2 separate regions of the Homo sapiens genome follow, and region 1 is linked to region 2. Evidence: read pairs that join two places in POLR2A ChIA-PET (ENCODE). Cell type or tissue: OCI-LY7. All regions are shown on one strand. Links, peaks and the distances in the headings refer to the core of each region. The heading gives the core; the rest is flanking DNA. Region 1 overlaps MAU2 (MAU2 sister chromatid cohesion factor). Region 2 overlaps BORCS8-MEF2B (BORCS8-MEF2B readthrough).

Region 1 (8,322 bases), core at 68-8,067, 190 kb after region 2:
CTGTTATCTATGTATATGTAAAGTTAAGGATGAGATCTTAAGTTTACAATTAAAAACTCAGTACTCAATATTTAATATTCTACTCGAGCTTTATGGAAGCCAAATCATGTGCATGTGTGTGTGTGCGTGTGTGCAAGCTTTGAACCTCCTTCCACAGCCGCATCTTCTCATGACACAAAGCTTTTGATAAGTACTTTCCTGTGGGTCGCTCAGCGCCTCATAGCATCTCATTCAATTGCAAGAATAGAGGCCAGACACGGTGGCGCATGCCTGTAGTCCCAGCTAACTGGGAGGCTGAGGCAGGAGGATCACTTGAGCCCAGGAGATTGAGGCTGCAGTGAGCATGATCGCGACACTGCACTCCAGCCTGGGTGACGGTGAGACTTTGTCTCAAAAAAAAAAAAAAAAACAATGGAAGGCAGACAGCAAGTCCCTGAGGACACATCACACAGTGTCCTGTAGCTAAGTGTCTAGGAAAAAACAAAAACTCCAAACCCTTCAGTGGATGAGGACAAGGTCGCAGAAAGGCATTCTGTTGACAGATGAACAGCCGAAAGCTGGCCAGACCCTCCTGTATGCCTCTGCCCTTGTCCTGTGGGTTGAGGGGGTCTGACCAGGAGGCCACCTACAGCAGGAAGTGAGGCTGCCATGTTTCCTTGAGACACAGCTGCCTCTCCCCAGCTCTGTCCCTGTAGTCACCTGCCGGTGGGCGAGGATCCTCTCCCTGGGATAAGCACTCCCAGCCCCGTTTATCAGAAACACAGGCAAGGAAATTGGAACTGCCACCCAGCCCAGCATGGTGGCTCAATTGGTTGGTTGCGTTGTCAGTTGTCTCTTCGTTTTGTTAAGGTTTTTAATAAGTACGTTTGGCATAATGTCTTTTAATGGGTTTGTAATATTTGTAACGGTTTTAGCAGCCTATAACTTTTCAGCTGGTGCTTTTACTTAGGGAAAAAAACAATTTGTAAATACAGAACATTGTTTAAAAGACATAACCATAGAACATAGCTTCCTGTTTGTGGATTTTGTTTCCTATATATTCAAAGTAAAATGACTTACAGGAGCCACGTGCTGTGTCTTTGTTGTTTCCTCTGTCCGCTTTGTGAGCCATCCCAAAGACGGCTGCCACCCTTGCTGCCATGCCCACAGGGGCCCCCTCTGTGGCGGGGTCTTCAGCATGAGGATGCAGTCCCCAAATCCTGAGCCAGATGACGTGAATGGAAGCCTGAGTCCCCATCTCCTCCACTGATCATTTTCCTCTGGTCTGGCCTCGCCTAGAGAGGAAGGAACCCCATGCTCCATCAGCATATGAGGCCTTCAGCAGCCTGCTCCTGGAATCCTCCCTTCCCAGCCCTCTCAGGGGCAGACTCCCTCATGCACCCAGGTGTCCTGGTCCCTGTGTTTTTTTTTGTTGTTGTTGTTGTTTGAGATGGAGTCTTGCACTGTCGCCCAGGCTGGAGTGCAGAGGCGCGATCTCTGCTCACTGCAACCTCCACCTCCCAGGTTCAAGCGATACTCCTGCCTCAGCCTCCCAAGTAGCTGGGATTACAGGTGCCCGCCACCAAGCCCAGCTAATTTTTTGTATTTTTAGTAGGAACAGCATTTCACTGTGTTGGCCAGGCTGGTCTTGAACTCCTGACCTCGTGATCCACCTGCCTTGGCATCCCAAAGTGCTGGGATTACAGGCCTGAGCCACCGCGCCCAGCCGGTCCCTGCATTCTTAGAGGGGACCAGCCTCCATACACCTGGGAGTGAGGGGAGTTATTTGCCCAGATTTTTTTGTTTGGAGGTGAAATTACCATAACAAATTTAACTTTTTTTGCAGGTTGTGCTGGCTTACGCCTGTAATCCCAGTACTTTGGGAGGCCGAGGCAGGAGGATCCCTTGAGCCCAGGAGTTCAAGAACAGCCTGGGCTACATAGTGAGACCTAGTCTCTACAAAAAATGTATAAAAATTAGCCAGGCAACCAGGTGCCGTGGCTCAAGCCAGTAATCCCAGCACTTTGGGAAGCCGAGGTGGGCGGATCACTTAAGGCCAAGAGTTGAGACCAGCCTGGCCACCATAGTGAAACCCTGTCTCTACTAAAAATACAAAAATTAGCCGGGTGTGGTGGCGTGCACTTGTAGTCCCAGCTACTCAGGAGGCTGAGGCAGGAGATTCACTTGCACCAGGGAGTGGAGGGTTTCAGTGACCCAAGATCCTGATACTGTGCTCCAGCCTGGGTGACAGAGTAAGACTCTCTCTCTCAAAAAATAAATAAATACAAATACAAAATATAAAAATTAGCCGGTATGGTGGCGCACAACTGTAATCCCAGCTACTCGGGAGGCTGAAGCAGGAGAATCGCTTGAACCCGGAGGCAGAGTTTGCAATGAACCAAGATCACACCACTGCCTGGGCGAGAGAGGGAGACTCTACCTCGAAAAAAAAAAATAGCCAGGCATGGTGGTGTGTTCCTGTAGTCCCAGTTACTTAGGAGGCTGAGGCGGGAGGATTACTTGAACCCAGGAGGATATTAGCAGAGACAGAGTCTTGCTCTATTTTATATGTATATAAAATAGTATTATCTGTAAAGTGGACTGCTCAGTGGTATTCAGTACGTTCACAGTGTTGCACAGTTATCATCTCTATCTAGTTCTGGGACATTTTCATTCCCCCAAAAGGAGATTCATTGCCATCAGCAGTCACTCCTCATTCCTCCTCCCTCCCCAAGCCCCTGGCAACTAGTAATCTGCTTCCTGTCTGTGAATTTGCCTGTTCTGGATATTTTATATCAATGGAATCTCATACCCTGTGACCTCTTGTAGCCTGGGATCTCTCAGCACTATGTTTTCAAGGTTCATCTGCACTGTAGCATGGATCATTGCTTTGTTCCTTTTATGAGTGAATAATATCCCATTATATGGATGGACCAAACTGTTGATCTTTTTTTTTTTTTTTTGAGACAGGGTCTTGCTCTGTCACCCAGGCTGGAGTGCAGTGGGTTGATCTCGGCTCACTGCAACCTTTGCTTCCTAGGGTCAAGCAATTCTCCTGCCTCAGTCTCCTGAGTAGCTGGGACTACAGGCGCATACCACCAAGCCCAGATAATTTTTGGATTTTTAGTAGAGATGAGGTTTCACCATATTAGCCAGGCTGGTCTCAGACCCCTGACCTTGTGATCCACCTGCCTCGGCCTCTCAAAGCGCTGGGATTACAAGCATAAGCCACTGCACCCGGCTTTTTTTTTTTTTTCTTGAGACAGGATCTTGCTCTATAGCCCAGTGCAGTGGTATGATCTCAGCTCACTGCAACCTCCACCTCCCAGGCTCAAGGGATCCTCCCACCTCAGCCCCCCAAATAGCTGGAATGACAGGCACCACCATGCCAGGCTAATTTTTCTATATTTTCTAGACATGGGGTTTCACCTTGTTGCCCAGGCTGGTCTTGAACTCCTGGACTCAAGTGATCTGCCCGCCTTGGCCTCCCAAAGTGCTGGGATTACCACCGTGAACCACGGTGCCCGGCCTTATCCATCCTTTTATGGACATTCGGGTTGCTTCCCCCTTGTGGCGACTGTGAATAGTGCTGCTCTGTGAGTTTTGGCTGGACCACGTGTTTTCAATTCTCCTGGGCTTTCCCTGTGTCTTTATTGTGGACAGACAGGGCCGCTCAGCACACACATATGGTGTGAAGGCCCTCATGTCACTCTCAGGTTAGTTCCCCATGAGAGATACACAAGCCATCTTAGCCTCGAGCCCCAAGGGGCTCTGCTGGATGTGCAACGTTTTTGTATTTTGTTTTGCTATGTGTCGTTTAGAGACAGAGTCTCACTCTGTTGCCCGGGCAGGAGTGCAGTGGTGCAATCACTTGAGCCTCACTGCAGCCTCAAACGCCCTGGCCCAAGCGACCCTCCTGCCTCATCCTCCTGTGTAGCTGGGACTATAGATACGTGCCACCACACCCGGTTAATTTTTTTTTTTTTTTTGAGATGGAGTCTTGCACTGTTGCCCGGGCTGGAGTGCAGTGGTGTGATCTCGGCTCACTGCAACCTCTGCCTCCCAGATTCAAGAGATTCTCCTGCCTCAGCCTCCCGAGTAGCTGGGATTACAGGCACCTGCCTCCATTCCCAGCTAATTTTTTTGTATTTTTTAGTAGACACAGGGTTTCACCATGTTGGCCAGGCTGGTCTCCAACTCCTGAGCTCAAGCAATCCTCCCACCTTGGACTCCCAAAGTGCTGGGATTACAGTCGTGAGACACCACACCGGCCCTGTGCGAGTGTTTGAGTCTCAACATGGTGATCACAGCACCCCAACCATCGATGCCTGGGCTCCTTCTGCCCCATCCCCACCAGTTCAGCACCAGGCAGCCTTTTCACTCAAGGTAGACTCTGCTTATCCTTCATCATCAGCTTGGACATCATCTTCTCCAGACAGACAGGCAGGGGCCCATCTGGCCCATCTCATACCTCTCCAGCCCCTGCATGGGATTCACATCTTGAACCTGAGCTGGACCAGAGCACAGCATGACGAGCCTGCCATGGGACCAGCCACCTTTCCAGCAGGTGTGCAGCCCCCAGCTGGGAGGTGTGAACCTGCATGTGGACAGCAGGTCTATCCTGGGTTGACCAATGTTTCACACAAAGCCTACACCCAGGCAGTCACCTTGGCCTGGGCGCCCGGCAGACTAGGGTCACACAGCTCCTCCTGTTGAGTCATTTCCGAGTAGGCTATGCCCTGTGCAGCATCCATGGGACCCTGACTCAGGAAGTGAGTGACCTTCCTTTTCCCACAAGCCATGTCCTCATCCATGTCATCCCTCATCCACTTAGAGGATGAGGCGGGAGGGAGGTTGAGGCAGGAGGATCGCTTGAGCCCAGGAGGTTGAGGCTGCAGCAAGCTATGATCGCCCCACTGCACTCCAGCCTGGGTGACAGAGTGAGACCCGCTCTCTAAACAAAACATAGTGAAACAAAAAACAAATGATAGAAGCCAGATGTGGTGGAGCATACCTGTAGTCCCAGCTCCTTAGGAGGCTGAGATGGGATGATGGTTCAGGTCCAAAAGTTTGAGACTAGCCTGGGCAACGTAGCAAGACCCCGTCTCTATAAAAAATAAAACATCTGCCTGTAATCCCAGTACTTTGGGAGGCCGAGGCAGGCGTATCACTTGAGGCCAGGAGTTTGAGACCAACCTGGGCAACGTAGCAAGACTTTGTCTCTATAAAAAATTTAAAATCAGCTGGACGTGGTGGCTCATGTCTGTAATCCCACCATGTTGGGAGGCCGAGGCAGGTGGATCACCTGAGGTCGCGAGTTCAAGACCAATGTGGCCAACATAGCGAAACACAGTCTCTACTAAAAATACAAAAATCAGCTGGGTGTGGTGCTGCACGCCTCTAATCCCAGCTACTTGGAGGCTGAGGCAGAAGACAGTGACCCCAGGAGGCAGAGGTGGCAGTGAGCCAAGATGGCACCATTGTACTCCAGCCTGGGTGATGGAGTGAGACTCCATCTCAAAAAAAAAAAAAAATTAAAATCAGCCAGGCATGGTGCCTCACGCCTGTAATCCCAGCACTTTGGGAGGCCAAGGCAGGGAGATCATTTGAGGTCAGCAGTTTTTTTTGTTTTGTTTTGTTTTGTTTTTGTTTTGTTTTGTTTTGTTTTTGAGATGGAGTCTCGCTCTGTCGCCCAGGCTGGAGTGCAGTGGCGCGATCTCAGCTCACTGCAAGCTCTGCCTCCTGGGTTCACGCCATTCTCCTGCCTCAGCCTCCTTAGTAGCTGGGACTACAGGCGCCCGCCACCGCGCCCAGCTAATTGTTTGTATTTTTAGTAGAGATGGGGTTTCACCGTGGTCTCCATCTCCTGACCTCGTGATCCGCCCGCCTCGGCCTCCCAAAGTGCTGGGATTACAGGCATGAGCCACTGCGCCCGGCCGAGGTCAGGAGTTTGAGACCAGCCTGACCAACATAGTGAAACCCTGTCTCTACTAAAATATAAAAATTAGCCAGCCGTGGTAGCGGGTGCCTGTAATCTCAGCTACTCGGGAGGCTGGGGCAGGAGAATCGCTTGAACCCAGGAGGCAGAAGTTGCAGTGAGCCAAGATCACGCCACTGCAGTCCAGCCTGGGCAACAGGGCAAGACTCCCTCTCAAAAATAAATAAACCTGGCAGGGCGAGGTGGCTCACACCTGTAATCCCAGCACTTTGGGGGGCCAAGGCAGATGGATCACCTAAGCTCAGGAGTTTGAGACCAGCCTGGCCAACATGGTGAAATCCCATCTCTACTAAAAATACAAAAAAATTAGCCGGGCATGGTGGTGGGCACCTGTAAATCCTAGCTACTCAGGAGACTGAGGCATGAGAATCGCTTGAATCCGGGAGGTTGGAGGTTGTGGTGAGCTGAGATCAGGCCACTGCCCTCCAGCCTGGACCACAGAGTGAGATTCCATCTAAAAAAAAGTAATAATAAAATAAATAAAAATAAAAATAAAATAATGCAAAAATTAGCCAGCCACGGTGGTGCACACCTGTAATCCCAGATACGTGGGAGGCTGAGGCAGGAGAATCACTTGAATCCAGGAGGTGGAGGTTGCAGTAAGCCAAGATCACGCCACTGCAGTCCAGCCTGGTTGACAGAGCTAGACTCCCTCTCGAAAAAACAAAAAAAACACTTTTTTTTTTAAATTTAAAATTGCCAGGCGGCCGGGCATGGTGGCTCATGCCTATAATCCCAGCACTTTGGGAGGCCGAGGCAGGTGGATCACCTGAGGTCAGGAGTTCGAGACCAGCCTGGCCAACATGGTGAAACCCCGTCTCTACTAAAAATACAAAAATTAGCAGGGCTTGGTGGTGGGTGCCTGTAATCCCAGCTACTCAGGAGGCTTGGGCAGGATAATCACTTGAATCTGGGTGGCAGAGCTGAGATCGCGCCGCTGCACTCCAGCCTGGGTGACAGAGCGAGACTCCGTCTCAAAAAACAAAAAAAAAAATTGCTAGGCATAGTGGTGTGTGCCTATAGTCCCAGCTACTCAGGAGTCTGAGGTGGAAGGATTGCTTCAGCCTGGGAGGTCGAGGCTGCAGTGAGCCACGATTGCAGCTCTGCAATCCAGTCTGAGCAACAGAGTGAGAACCGGTCTCTAAAAATAATAATAAAAATAAAAAAGAAAATGGACAACTTTCTTTTGAACACAGCTTCTAGAACCCAGCACCTGAGGAAATATACGCAGGCAGAAATCCTCGCAGTGGCCACCTCACATCCTGTCTCCTCCTATTCCGGCTGCTTTGACAAATTACCATAGACTGAGGGGCTTACAAACAACAAATACTTATTTCTTACTGATCTAGAGGCTGGGAAATTCAAAATCAAGGTGCCAGCAGATTCGGAGTCTGGCGAGGGCCTGCTTCCTGGTTTGCTTCCCGCTCTCTAGCTCCACCCTCATGACATAATCATCTCCCAGAGGCCCCACCTCCAAAATACAATCACAGGCTGGGTGCAGTGGCTCACGACTGTAATCCCAAAACTTTGGGAGGCCAAGACAGGAGAATCACTTGAGCTCAGGAGTTCAAGAGCAGCCTGGGCAACATGGTGACACCCTGTCTGTACAAAAAATACAAAAAAATTAGCCGGGCATGGTGGTGCGCACCCATAGTCCCATCTACTGGGGAAGCTGAGGCAGAGGATCACTTGAGCCCAGGAGTTCAAGGCTGGAGTGAGCCATGATCCCACCACGGCATTCCAGCCTGAGCGACAGATCAAGACCCTGTCTGAAAAATAAATAAAAAACAGAGGACCGAGCGCAATGGCTCACGCCTGTAATCCCAGCACTTTGGGAGGCCAAGGTGGGCAGATCATGACGTCAGGAGATGGAGACCATCCTGGCTAACACGGTGAAACTCCGTCTCTACTAAAAATACAAAAAATTAGCCGGCCCTCGTGGCGGCAGAGCTTGCAGTGAGCCGAGATCATGCCACTGCACTCCAGCCTGGGTGACAGAGTGAGACTCAGTTAAAAAAAAAAAAAAGAAAAAACAGGCCAGGCGCGGTGGCTCACACCTGAGCTGAGATCGTGCTGTTGCACTCCAGCCTGGGTGACAACAGCGAGACTCCGTCTCAAAAAAAAAAAAAAATACAATCACATTTCAACATAAGAATATTGAAAGAGGAGGGACACGGTGGCTCATGCCTGAATCCCAGCACTTTGGGAAGCCAAGGCGGGAAGACTACTTGAGGTCAGGAGTTCAAGACCAGCCTAGCCAACATGGTAAAACTCCATCTCTACTAAAAATACAAAAATTAGCCAGGTGTGGTGACAGGAGCCTGTAATCCCAGCACTTTGGGATG
Region 2 (8,322 bases), core at 23-8,022:
GCCCGCACCGCCTGCCCCTCCACAGTCCAAGACAACCACACTGCTTCCACCAACCACTTCCCTCTCCTTACCTCTCCCCGCTAAAGGCTGTTTTCTAAACTTCAAAGGTCAGCTGTGAGGGGCCTTCCAGGATTGGACCCCAGCCCAGAACTCTAAATCCACCCCTTCCCCTGGGATCCCAGCACAGGCCAGACCCACAGGAAGATCAGAGCAGGGGTTGGTGAATGTATCAATGTGAAAAGAATTACAGGATAAAGATGGCTCTGGGATGGGCACTTCTGGAGAAGCCCCCGGCCCGTCTGGGGCAGGCAGGGGATCCATGCACTCCCCTAACCCTGTGGGGTCAGGCTTGGGCCAGAGGAGGGATGGGAGGCTGGGACAGGCCAGAATTGGGGCAAGGGCTGTGCCAGAGGAGTCAGGGAGGGTTTCTCAGAAGAGAGGGCATTTGTGCTGGGCTTTCAAGTATGTGTAGGAGTTTGCCACTAGGAGAAAGGTTTTTCTTGTTTTTTTCTTCAAGGCAGGATCTCACTGTGTTGCCCAGGCTGGAGTGCAGTGGCATGATCATAGCTCACTGCAGCCTCGACCTCCTAGGCTCAAGCAATCCTCCCAACTTAGCCTCCCCAGCAGCTGGGACTACAGGCAGGCCACCACCAGGTCCAGCTAATTTTGTTTTTTTTAAGAGAGGATGTCTCACTATGTTGCCCAGGCTGGTCCCAAACTCCTGGGCTTAAGAGATCCTTCCTCCTCGGCCTCCCAAGGTGCTGAGATTACAGGTGTGAGCCACTACACAAGACCCGAGAAGGGCTTTTTCAAGAGGGAAAAGCACTTGCAAAAGTGCAGAGGAAGAGCATAGAACATTCTCTGGCCGGGGAAGATGAGGAAGGTGAAGCCAGTATAGCGGGCAGGGGGTGAAGAGGAGGGGCAGATACAGGTGGAGAGCAATGGGGCTGCAAAGCTGCCTGGTGTCCATCTCCTCCAGAGAAGAGAGGGGCTGGTCCCCCAAACTCAGGGGGAGGCATGTGGCAGATGCTGGAGTGTGGGGGACACTGAGACAGGGAACAGGGGGCCTGGGAGGCTTGTGTCTCTCCCCACACCTCAGTTTACCCGTCTGTGACATGGGCAGTGTGGGCCTCTAGTCTGAGCACAACTTTCTCTTTGGACATGAAAACTATAGAGTTCATACTGTGTCATCAGTGGGTCCCTCCTGTCCCCATCCAGTGCCCAGTGCCATACACTGGGGTGCCCCAAGGACATGCCAGGGCCTGGGCCAGGCTGGGGGCTTCTGCCTCCACTCCATGGTGCAGAACAAGGCTTGGGGAGTGTGGAGGTGGCTGGGGAGCCCTGGGCCCCCGGAGGGCTGCTCTGTTTACCGGAGGCCACCCGCCCACCTCTGATGCAACAGGCAGGCTCTGGTTACGTGAGGCCGGCAGCTGGGCCAGCTCTGGGGGAAGGGCTAGCCCAGCAGAGCGAAGCTGGCTGGGGCTGGCCCTTATGCACCCCAACTCCCCAGCCCCCTCCTTCTGGTGGGCACCATCTTGTTATTCATGGTCTGTCCCGTGTCCTTTTGCCTCTGTTCCTATCCTATACCTTCCCCAACCACTAATTGTGTCCCCTAGCAGGGCCACCAAGAGTCTTAACCTCATTCTTCTCAGATGAAGGGACACCCTTAGTTGCTAGAGTAAGAGGTTGGAAGGTAGAAGGGAAGGTTGTGAGGAGGAAGGGATAGAAGGGTCCAGAGTGGGTGGTGAGGGAGAAGAGTGACCTGGGAAGCAGGTCTGGGAGATGGGGGAGGTGGTGGGTGGGGGATGGAGGAGAAGGCTAGGGTGGGAGGCTGGGGGAGGTGGAGAAGCTGCCCCCGCTGTCTCCCTCCTCCAGATTCTCTCCCCTCTCCCAGGAGAAGGCTTTGAAGGACCTTCCATGATAAGGATGTGTGACCCAGTAGGTAGGGAGGGCCCTGAGGTTAAAGAACCCTGAGTCCCCATCCCAGCTGTGCCGCCCACTCACTGTGTGACCTCAGGATGGTCACTGCACCCCTTGGGGCCTCTTTGCTCATATGAGAAGTGTGGATAGGCTGGGCGCGGTGGCTCACGCCTGTAATCCCAGCACTTTGGGAGGCCGAGGTGGGTGGATCCCGAGGTCAGGAGATCGAGACCATCCTCACTAACACGGTGAAACCCCGTCTCTACTGAAAATACAAAAAATTAGCCAGGCGTGGTGGCAGGCGCCTGTAGTCCCAGCTACTCGGGAGGCTGAGGCAGGAGAATGGCGTGAACCTGGGAGGCGGAGCTTGCAGTGAGCCAAGATCGTGCCACTGCACTCCAACCTGGGCGACAGAGCGAGACTCTGTCTCGAAAAAAAAAAGAAAAAAAAAAAAGCCAGGCATGGTGGCACACACCTGTAATCCCAGCTACTCAGGAGGCTGAGGCAGGAGAATTGCTTGAACCCGGGAGGTGGAGGTTGCAGTGAGCCAAGATCACGCCACTGTACTCCAGCCTGGGTGACAAGAGCAAGACTCTGTCTCAAAAAAGAAAAAAAAAAAAAAAAAAAGAAGAAGTGGGGATAATAGGAGCCCTTAAGGCCCACCTCCAATGTTCCCTCCTCCAAAAGCCTTCCTATCCTCTTACCACTTAGGATCCTTCCACCTCCCCACCCTTCCTTCCAGCTTAGCACTGATCCAGGGGGCGGGGTAGAGTATGTGGCTGGTTCTGTGTCCCCCAGCCTGGGGGTTCCTTGGGCCCGGGCCCAGTGCATGGTGGCACCAAAGGGGTGTCTCCACGGGTTTCTTTCTTTTCATTTTTTAGAGACAGAGTTGCTCTGTTGCCCAGGCTGGAGTGCAGTGGTACAATCATGGCTCACTGCAGCCTTGAACTCCTGGGCTCAAGTGATCCTCTCGCTTCCATCTACCAAGTAGCTGGGACTATAGGAATGCACTACCACACCTGGCTAATTTTTAAATTTTTTTTTGAGGTGCACTGGGTGTCTCGCTTGTTGCCCAGGCTGGTCTCGAACTCCTGGGCTTAAGCGATCCTCCTGCCTTGGCCTCCAAAAGAGCTAGGATTATGGATATGAGCCATTGCGCACAGCCTCCATGGGTTTCTTGAAGAACTGGAGAATCTCAAAGAAGGTCTAAGCAGTGAAAGGGAGTGGGGGATAAGCCTGGGGCACCCAGAAGCCTTGTTCAGGGATACTGTAGGGAAAAGAAAAAAAAAAAAAAAGGCTTTCCAGGGGCCTGAGTGTGCAGGACTCTCCGGGAACCCAGAGGAGTAGGTCTGAAATAAAAACCAGGACTCACACCAATGGCTAAGGACAAAAACCCAGCGGAAGTCTGATTCTTGTCCTGACCACTGTGGACGGAGCAGGGGGCAGGTCGCTGCCCTGTATGGGTCTCCTTTTACCCCATCTGCAGATCAGGGTTGGGATCCTTTCTGGGTGATCTCCAGCCTCGTGAGCACTATGCTTCTGTTTGGATGCCCCATGGCACGGAGAGCTCACTGTCTCTCTTCTAGCTGCCTATCTCTGGAGTTCTGCCGGGAGTTAAATTTTTTTTTTTTTTTTTTTTGAGACGGAGTCTGGCTCTGTCGCCAGGCTGGAGTGCAGTGGCGCAATCTCGGCTCACTGCAATCTCCACCTCCCGGGTTCAAGTCATTCTGCTGCCTCAGCCTCCCGAGTAGCTAGGATTACAGGTGCTCACCACAGCCAGCTAATTTTTGTATTTTTAGTAGAGATGGGGTTTCACCATGTTGGCCACGACGGTCTCAATCTCCTGACCTCGTAATCCACCCGCCTCGGGCTCCCAAAGTGCTGGGATTACAGGCGTGACCCACCATGCCCAGCTGGGTGTTTTTTGAAATGGAGTCTACCTCTGTCGCCCACGCTGGAGTGCAGTGGCGTGATCTCGGCTCACTGCAACCTCCACCTCCCGGGCTCAAGCGATTCTCCTGCCTCAGCCTCCAGAGTAGCTGGGGATTACAGGCATGCACCACACCCAGCTAATTTTTGTATTTTCAGTAGAGACGAGGTTTCATCATGTTGGCCAGGCTGGTCTCCAACTCCTGACGTCAAGTGATCCGCCCACCTCGGCCTCCGAAAGCGCTGGGATTACAGGTGTGAGCCCCCGCGCCTGGCCAGTAAATGCTATTGAGTGAGCTCTAGGAGTGCCCTTGCTCTCCACCCTGACAAGGGAGGCTGCGAGCTCTTGTTCTGAGAGCCCTCTGGCCTCTCAGAACCTCAGTTTGCTCTCTGAAAAATGGGAGCGAGGGCATATAGGGTGAAAAAGGGTGGAGGGTCACAGTGTGCCCACCAGGGCCAGCCAGGACTGCAGACAATGACCGCTAGGAGGCTGAACTTCCCGCCAACGCTTTGCCTCTTGCGCCCCCTGGCGGCTAGAGTGGGCGGGGCGCCCTCCAGGCAAAAAGGGCTATCGAGCATTCAAATGAGATGCAAATTAACCAGCGCCCCCACAAGCCCTTGGACTCGGGGTGACGAGGTGTCTGACAACCCAGAGTCTTGATCAGATCCCTTTTATCTATTTATTTATTTATTATTTTTTGAGACAGAGTCTCGCTCTGTCACCCAGGCTAGAGTGTAGTGGCTCCATCTTGGCTCACTGCAACCTCTGCCTCCCGGGTTCAAGCAATTCTCCTGCCTCAGCTTCCCAAGTAGCTGGGATTAGAGGCGCGCACCACCACACCCGGCTAATTTTTTATATTTTTGGTAGAGACAGGGTTTCACCATATTGGTCAGGCTGGTCTTGAACCCCTAACCTCAGGTGATCTGCCCACCTCAGCCTCCCAAAGTGCTGGGATTACAGGCGTGAGCCACCATGCTCAGCTATTTTGTTTTTTTATAGAGACAGGGTCTCTCCATGTTGCCAGGCTGGTCTCCAACTCCTGGACTCAGGGGTTCCTCTAGTCTTGACTTCCCAAAGTGCTGGGATTACAAGCGTGTGCCACCGCACCCGGCCTAGACTCCTTTTAAGAGATGACTGGGCTGGGCACGGTGGCTCACACCTGTAATCTCAGCACTTTGGGAGAACGAGGTCAGGAGTTCAAGACCAGTCTGGCCAAGATGGTGAAACCCCGTCTCTACTAAAACTACAAAAATTAGTTGGGCGCAGTGGCAGGTGCCTATAATCCCAGCTATTCTGGAGGCTGAGGTAGGAGAATGGCTTGAACCCAGGCGGCAGAGGTTATTGTGAGCCGAGATCGCGCCACTGCACTCCAGCCTGGGCGAGAGTGAGGCTCCAGCTCAAAAAAAAAAGAGAGAGAGATGACTGTTAGTCGCTGGTTGAGGTTGCATCCAGGGGCTATGAGTGACTCAGAGCCCTAGAAGGGTCTGGTGGGGCCCCCCACACCTGCCTCCCTCACCCCTAGCTCCTAGCGCCCCAGACATCCTAGGCAGGTCCTGGGAGGCAGGCAATAATCCCATTCTGCTGCCAGTTTGTCCTGAAGGTCTGAGCAAGAGGGCTGGCTCACAAATACCAGTGTTTGCTGGAGAAATGGTCGCACGAAGGACAGATGGACATTGAGAGGTGCCTTCAGAGCAGGTAAGAAGGGAGAAGGACTCTGGAGGCCACACACCAATCAGTGCCCTAAATGGGGTGGCTTTAGGCTCCTCCCCACTCCTAAGCTGAGTAGGACAGTGGAGAGGTGGGATAATGGCACAGAGGCCCCCCAGTGTGACCTAGAAGGAGGAGAGGTAGGGCTGAACCCCCTTTCCAGGCCTTCAGATGCCTTGACAGGCCCGATGTCCTAACAGGATGCCCTCTGTCTCCCCTCGGGACACCCCTGCTCTTCCCATCCGTCTCCATCAACCACCCCACAGTGCCAAGCTGAGGGACCCTCCCAGAGCAGTGACTGGAACCTGCCTCGACCCCAAACAACTCTTATCTGACCTCCCTAATACATTGTACTGGAACAAGGGATTCTGGGGTAACTGCATTGGCACACAGCTGGCCTTGGAGATGCATAACTTGTGGAGGCCTGGTCACCCAGGCTTGGCATTCACAGTGGTCAGTGCAGGCCCTTCTGCAAACAGCAGCAGAAACGGACTCAAAGCCATTTTGGCAAAAATCATAATTTAGGGGTCCATGAAACTGAAGAAATGAAATTGGCTAGTGTCAGGTACAGTTGGATCCAGGGCTCCACACAATGTTCTCAGGTCCCCCCGGAACCCCTCGCCCCGGCCTGGTTCCCATACACCCAGCTCAACCTTCCTGATGCTCCTGGTAGAACTCCCAGGAAAGGTCGCTCATTGGGTCACGTGTCCATCTCAAACCAATCACTAGGAACCTAGGACAAGGGAGCTCTGATTGGCCAGGCCGAGGTGCCACATCCACCACTGGAACTAGGGGTGGCTTCTCCATGTGGCCTGAGCCTGGGGTGGGCGTTGCTGCTTGAGGCAGAATGCAGGTTGGGAGGGTAGATCTGCGAATGTCCAACTCAGCCTGTAGAGAAGGTGCAGTCCAGCCTTCCTTATCCAGATGAAGAAAGGGAGAACCAAGGCTGGGTGCGGTGGCTCACACCTATAATCCCAGCACTTTGGGAGGCTGAGGCGGGAGGATCACGAGCTCAGGAGTTTGAGACCAGCCTAGCCAACATGGTGAAACCCCGTCTCTACAAAAAATACAAAAAATTAGCTGGGGGTAGTGGTGTGCGCCTGTAGTCCCAGCTACTTGGGAGGCTGAGACAGGAGGATCACTTGAGCCCAGGAGGCAGAGGTTGCAGTGAGCCGAGATCGTGCCACTGCACTCCAGCCTGGATGACAGCCAGATCCTGTCAAAAGAAAGAAAGAAAGAAGGAAGGAAGGAAGGAAGGAAGGAAGGAAGGAAGGAAGGAAGGAAGGAAGGAAGAGAAAAGAAAAGAAAAGAAAAGAAAAGAAAAGAAAAGAAAAGAAAAGAAAAGAAAAGAAAGGAAGAAAGAAAGGGAGACCCAGAGAGGGCCAGCACCAGGCCTATGTCACACAGCACATCAGAGGCAGGCAGGGCTGGGACCAAACCAAGCCGGGCTCTGCTCTTCTCTGACTGTGCCCTTTTTTTTTTTGGTTGGGGGGCGGCGGGTGCGAAGTCTCGCTCTGTCGCGCAGGCTGGAGTGCAGTGGCGCCATCTTGGCTCACTGGAACCTCTGCCTCCTGGGTTCAAGCGATTCTCATGCCTCAACCTCCTGAGTAGCTGGGATTACAGGTGCCCGCCATCACACCCGGCAGAGCCTCTTTTTGTCCATATGTATTTGGGGGTGAGACCTGCCTTTTGGGGCTGAGGATGAAATGAGATGACCCCTGTGAAGACTTTAGCCCAGGGCCAGGGACTTGATAGGTGCATAATCAGGATTATTTTGATGGCAGTTATTGGTCCAAGGGTCGATGGGGGGCCAGTGAGAGTCCAGGAGCAGCAAAGCCACTTCTGGACTTCTGGGAACATGGACGGCTGGGCCTGGAGGCTCCGGGCAGGTGCAGGAGGAATGCTGGCCACACTCGTTCAGTCTTCAGTCTCTGCCTGGCCCAGCTTCAGTCAGGCTGGGGAGCAGGGGCAAGGGCCAGGGTGGTCTGAGAGACAGACCCAAGGCATGAGGCAGCACCTGAGGGATGACCCCGGGCCAGACTAAGGTGGAGCTTGGTGGTCAGAGGTCCGGGTGGGAATCCTGGCATTTCTGGGCGTGGGCGATGACCCTGAGCTGGCTGCCTTACCTCTCGGGGCCTCAGTTTCCTCTTCTGTAAAACAGGGCAGTGCTTAAGGTCCTGGGACAGGAGAGGGGGATGACTTGACCCTGCGAAGGTCACTGATGACCCCAAAGAGGCGCAGTTTTGGGGGAAAAGTGGGAATGAAAGCCTCTGAGGCCGGGCGCAGTGGCTCATGCCTATAATCCCAGGACTTTGGGAGGCCGAGGCGGGCAGATCACCTGAGGTCGGGAGTTCGAGACCTGACTGACCAACATGCTGAAATTCCATCTCTACTAAAAATACAAAAATTAGCCGGGCGAGGTGGCAGGCACCTGTAGTCCCACCTACTCGGGAGGCTGAAGCGGGATAATCGCTTGAACCTGACAGGCAGAGGTTACACTGAACCGAGATCGCACCACCGCACTCTAGCCTGGGTGACAGAGTGAGACTCCATCTCAAAAAAAAAAAAAAGAGAGAAAAAAAAAGCCTCTGAGATGCGGCATGAGGCTGGCGGTTCCAGGGAGAGGCGAGGAACTCTGCAGGGACAAACGTGGATGAGACACAGAGCAATCCTGCCGGGCAGCAGCAGCGGAGGGGACAGCAGACGCTGGGAAGTGAGGAGGGCAGCGGGGCAGTGTCCTCGAGGCACAAAGTAGGAGGGACCAG

The links. ChIA-PET counts read pairs that join two places held together with the same protein. Peaks named below come from ENCODE experiments on the same cell type or tissue, not always from the same donor. Only the 100,000 strongest peaks of a DNase experiment are listed, where the experiment ranks them.
Region 1: POLR2A ChIA-PET joins it to region 2 with 11 read pairs; 3 of 35 experiments call an interaction of 5 or more read pairs at or near these places.

Annotation. Positions count from the first base shown.
Region 1 is chr19:19,357,688-19,366,009 of GRCh38, forward strand. MAU2 (MAU2 sister chromatid cohesion factor) reads left to right here. Exons shown (of 19, transcript NM_015329.4): 19 at 1-1,067. It overlaps LOC124904656 (a long non-coding RNA gene), which reads right to left. Exons shown (of 2, transcript XR_007067163.1): 2 at 1,024-1,274. Among named protein-coding and RNA genes, the nearest start is that of MAU2, 41 kb to the left of the region's middle. RefSeq lists enhancers at 7,269-7,368, 7,389-7,498. In OCI-LY7, for the core only: CTCF peaks have their summits at 3,560 (motif pointing left) and 3,761; DNase peaks (open chromatin) are centred at 3,574 and 7,404; H3K4me3 peaks cover 1,579 bases; H3K27ac peaks cover 1,827 bases.
Region 2 is chr19:19,170,847-19,179,168 of GRCh38, forward strand. All of the region lies in intron 5 of BORCS8-MEF2B (BORCS8-MEF2B readthrough), which reads right to left. It overlaps BORCS8 (BLOC-1 related complex subunit 8), which reads right to left. Exons shown (of 6, transcript NM_001145784.2): 6 at 6,060-6,614. Among named protein-coding and RNA genes, the nearest start is that of MEF2B, 4.7 kb to the left of the region's middle. RefSeq lists enhancers at 1-340, 1,123-1,342, 1,284-1,890, 3,534-4,035. In OCI-LY7, for the core only: a CTCF peak has its summit at 4,374 (motif pointing left); DNase peaks (open chromatin) are centred at 784, 1,415 and 4,375; H3K4me3 peaks cover 1,324 bases; H3K27ac peaks cover 2,604 bases.